2 separate regions of the Mus musculus genome follow, and region 2 is linked to region 1. A link is a loop called in an ENCODE intact Hi-C map of the cell type or tissue named here. Cell type or tissue: gastrocnemius. All regions are shown on one strand.

Region 1 (2,500 bases):
AGGCCAGATTCTTCAGTTCATCCAGCCGCAGCTTTCTTCTATTCCCTCTACTCCGCAGGCAGATGCCCACAGTGTTAAAGAACTTGCTTTCAGATCTACATGGTAAGAAAAACCTAGAAGCCACACATCTTGGACACAATAATGTTGGAGGCTTGGTGATAGTACGTTCCGGGCATGCAACACACATAATCAGGCGTGGCATGTCAATAACAAGCAAGCCAATCATATTCCTTCATGCACACTTGCCACAGGCGCTGGCTTGCCAACGTTCACCAAATGTCTTAATAAATTAATACCATCATGACGGACGCTAGCTGTTTTCATTAAAAAAAAAATCTAGGGTGAAAGTTTTCTCTCTGGTTTTCAACAAATAAAATCATTAATGTTTTAATCCAAATTTAAAATGTTTTCTCTGTAGACAACATAGAACGTAATTTAACTAAAAACAAAAACAAAATAGTGTGTATTTCTGTATAAGTTTCTAACTTTGTTGGTAGCTGACCTAAATAACAAAGACCCATTCTTAAGATTATGCAAACCATTTCCCTTTTATTTACTGTGGCTGCATCAGCTCCCAGCAGCAGTACAGCCAGGTATTTGGTTAACATTAACTAGCCTTTGCTGTGAAACAAAGTTGACAATATGTAGTAGGCATGTGGTTGAGAGTTGTTATGTGACTTCCAGAGAACTCACTAGAAATGCAATACGCCTTACACCTTAACTTCGAAATTACGGTATCTCATTCTTTGAGACAAACTTTAAAGTGAGTCACCCAGTGGGTCACGGAGTTAGCTTCAGCTTTGCAATGTGGGTTTTGCCCTGTGAATAACAGCCCTGTAGTTTGCTATTGTTTGCTGGGCGAATTAAATCAGCAGCTGTTCTGAGTAGTTAAAAGACTTAGCTTACAGTTTAGCAAGCTTGTTTTCCAAGACAGGAATTGATTAGGCAAATGAATACATCCACCCCCCACACACCCCACCCCCCAATCCCAGAACTGTAACTAACTGACAAGCTTTGTCAAGTTTACCTTTCAACTCTCAGAATGGGCTCTGAGAGTTGGGCAACTTCCTGCGACCTCAGGAGGTCCCCACAAACCCAGGACTATTTCAAATGCTTACAATAGCCCAGGAGCTGAGCCGGACATTAACCCAACCATGTGAATGAAGGAGATTCCCTCAAAGTTTTACTTGTAAGGGACCTACAGCAGATAAAAAGGCCTCCCTTGCTACCAAAAGGAAATTGCCATACCTGTAGGACTTTGAGAAACGCAATCTTGTTCTAGTTCTTGGAGATGGTCCTGGCACTGCGACTCCCAGGGGATCCCAGACAAAAGCCATTTGTAAAGAGAGTGCTAAGAGATCCACAGGAACAGCAGAATGTCAGAGCAGATACTGGACCCTGGGGCGGGAAGGCCCTTCAGGCTGCAAGAGGCACTTGTGGCTGAATGAGGGCATTTCTTCAGTGTGGTGGTATGTGCTGACAGAGAGGTGGCAGGCTGGCTGAGGCAGGGCTGGAAAGGGTGGCCAGCACTTCCTGCTGCGTGACACTTGCCCTTTGCGACAGCGCTTGCTTCACCTAGACAGTCTCTTGTTAGTGTGAGAAACAACTCCCTTGAAACTGCTTTTAAATATAGCCCAGCTTAAACAGCAGGGCCACATGCCACTCCTGAAAAGCATAGCCCCCACCCCACCCCCCACAGACATGCAGATGCACAGACTGGGAGGTGTGGTTCAATGGGTCAACTTACTCTTAGTGTGAATGTTAAACAGTAGTGACCTGTAGTGAAAGGGAAAATTACACATGGACCCAGGACTGGGAAACTTGACAGGAGTATTAAATTTCAACTCTGGCTATCCAAATAATTTTTTCTTATTCTAAATTCTCTTAGATACATGTATGAATGTCGTTATTAGAAAACCTTGTAAAAAAAAAACTTAGTAATTGTTAAAAACAAAACAAAACAAACAAAAAAAACCCCTCTCCTCCCTGCCAGTCAGTGTGAGATGAAAACAGGCAGATCACTTTCAGAACTCCTGGCAACCTTTCCCTCAAAGGGATGTCACTGTGTCACCTTGCAGAGTGAGTTATAAGGAGTGACTTTGACAGCAGAGATCAATGTCTTGTCCCGTTCTTCGCTCTTGAACAGATCCCTTAAAACGTCCTTCTTTCAAGTCACATAAAGGCTGAGAGATCCACAGAGCTCAGTTGTGTGGTCTCAGAGTTCAGCGCGCGCGGCAGGGAGACATATATTTCAAGGTGTCCTCAAGGACTCAAGGCACCCTGGTGTCGTCATCACTTCTCAGGAGTCAGTGGTATTTAATGCTGACAACACAGCCTAATTCCATCACTCCCTGCCCAAGCACTGGCCTGCTTGTGACCTCCATTGTAAACCAAGGCAGGGCTCTACACATCCAGGATAAGATTAGAGAAGCTTGGAGAAACCCTAAAAAAGATGTTAACCCCCTCTGAACTGGACAAAATTGACTAATCGCCCTAAGGG
Region 2 (2,500 bases), 100 kb before region 1:
ATACACACACACACACACTTTATGGCCCATTAGGTTAAAACATTTTCTAATTTTCTTTCCTAGATTTATTCATACGCAGTGTCACCTATCAAGTGTTCTAAGTAAGCTAAGCTGGGGAGGTAGGGAACACTGAATCATTGATCATCTATGCATCACCCGAATCAAACCTTTAAGCAGGAAAGAAAAGACAAAACCAACCAACCAAACAAACAAACAAATAAACAAAAAACAGGAGATGGTATAGTGTAGCTTAGGTAATCAGAAAACTGTTTTCCAACTTCAAATTTTCTTTGTGTGTATGTGGTGATGTGTGTGGTGTATGGATGTGTGTGTGTGTGTGTGTGTGTGTGTGTGTGTGAAGGATTTTATCAATTGAACCATGTCTCCAACCTTTTAATAATTTTGTTAGAATTGTGTCATCTTATAAATATATTTATTTGGTCCTGCCAAGACACTGGAGGATTATCTAATTAAACCTTCACTTTATAGACAAAGACGGTAGGTTCTGGAAAAGCTGATTGACAGAAGTCAGTGAGCTAAGGCTTTATTGTGTATTGTTCCTGAAGTCCTCCCTGACAGAATACATGATTCCACGAGGCACGAATGAGTCAGTAGCTGTGGACCAAACAAGAGGGCTTGGGCTCATCCAGGTAGGTGTGACATGCTCTTCAGCACACTGGCTATCCTCAGGACAGCCAGGGAAGGCAGGGGTGTAGGTAGTAAAGAGTGTTATCAGGGGAATTAGGAAAGCTCTTTTTGGGTGCTATTTATAAAACACACATTTTTCAAACACTTACTATGAGTATACTGTGATTAAAAACCATAAAAGCAATAGTATTAATTCAGTCCGGGCTAACCTGTGATGTTCCGTAGAGGAGTAGTAAGTAAAGTGAGCTTTTAGCATTACTCAATACGCATTGGGAAGACCCTGCTCAGAAGAGTAGTGAGGGATGAGAATATATTTCCCTTTAAGGAGAGAGTCACGGAGGATCTAAGGATGGAAATGCTCTACAAAACATCTGTGCCTGCTTCCTCTTATTCGAAGCATCTGTGCAAGCTTCCTCTTATTATTAGCAGGATGATGTTAGGGTTAAGTGGAGCAGAAGGAGGCTTCTGTCTCCATATCCTAGGAACAATAAAGAAGATGGAAGGATGGGCTTCGGGGTTCGCTTTTTCTCAGTTTAACTGGATCAATGCCAACTGAATCATTCTCCCCCCTCCCCCAATCATTAATTTATGTTTTTAAATACAATGTTCTTTTTTTTCAATTCCATTAAGAAAATCTAAACGTATATAGACGCCCTATTGTAGATTTTTGAAAAATCATATTACTAAATATCTTAAAATATTTTGATAATAATGCTACCATGGAAATCAAAACATTTACTAAGTGAGTAAATTATACCTGGACTTTGCCATTTGTTTGCAGATGTAATACAACACTTTGTCCACTAGATGGAGAGAATGCTCTTAAATATAGAGAACCTATTATAAAGTAATAGGAAGGTCTAAATTACCTATTAAAGACTCATGCAAACCTCTTAAATATTACCTAAGATAATGCCACAAAAAACTATTAAACTGCTATAAATAATTATTAAAACTATACCAATCTGTGAAACATTTGCATGAGCTTTACTTTGAAACGGAATTCATTTCTTTCTTTTTCAAAGAGTGATCAGACTAGTCTGTAATTTAGAGGTTCAAGCCGGGCGGTGGTGGCGCACGCCTTTAATCCCAGCACTTGGGAGGCAGAGGTAGGCGGATTTCTGAGTTCAAGGCCAGCCTGGTCTACAAAGTGAGTTCCAGGACAGCCAGGGCTAATCAGAGAAACCCTGTCTCGAAAAACCAAACTGAAAAACAAAAAAGAAAAACAAAACAAACAAACAAATAAAAAACCTTAAAGGTTCAAGTGACCTTCCAGCCTCAGTCCCTGGAGTAGCTGGGACTAAAGGCACACACCATGCACACATGGTGAAGAGTTTGCCCTAGGACCAGGCTGGGGAGGAGAGGCTGAGATCAGTAACTGATATTCTATTGGGCCTTTACTTTAAAATTACTCAGGAAGACATCACTGATCCTCCACAGTACATCACTCAATGTCCGTTATACTAAGCAAAGCACCATTGATATCAGTGGTAGGCTGGGAAAGCCTTTTACATTTGGGGAATGCAAGTTTTCTCAGACTAGAGTGATTTGGGAGGTAGGCATTTAGTCTGAGGTTCCATCAGCATCCAGCTTTCCAGTATAGTAAGTGCTTCTTTAACCAACATTCATCATCAAGCAAAAGCTAGAGTACTGAAAACACTTAGCTCAAAGTATTACCAAATATCAACAGTGGTGAATAACATTATAGAAAGGTTTTATATAATGAAGAATTTAGTGAACAAGCTTGCATAGTTCTTTGTTCTTAGATTAATAGTGTGTGGGGGGGGGCACAGATATATGAAGCATAACATTTCTCAATGAGGCAGTAAAAAATCTACAAAGGAACAAAGGC

Evidence for each region. Hi-C counts contacts between places; a loop is a spot of excess contacts. Peaks named below come from ENCODE experiments on the same cell type or tissue, not always from the same donor. Only the 100,000 strongest peaks of a DNase experiment are listed, where the experiment ranks them.
Region 2: it touches region 1 in a loop (4-fold over the local background); 4 of 42 quality-filtered maps call a loop at or near these places.

What each region holds. Positions count from the first base shown.
Region 1 is chr13:109,631,659-109,634,158 of GRCm38, reverse strand. The region is part of intron 3 of Pde4d (phosphodiesterase 4D, cAMP specific); the gene reads right to left. Among named protein-coding and RNA genes, the nearest start is that of Gm32703, 190 kb to the right of the region's middle. In gastrocnemius, a CTCF peak has its summit at 1,478; no DNase peak of the experiment used is centred here; H3K4me3 peaks cover 1,801 bases; H3K27ac peaks cover 2,389 bases.
Region 2 is chr13:109,735,448-109,737,947 of GRCm38, reverse strand. All of the region lies in intron 3 of Pde4d (phosphodiesterase 4D, cAMP specific), which reads right to left. Among named protein-coding and RNA genes, the nearest start is that of Mir1904, 170 kb to the left of the region's middle. In gastrocnemius, a CTCF peak has its summit at 1,448 (motif pointing right); no DNase peak of the experiment used is centred here.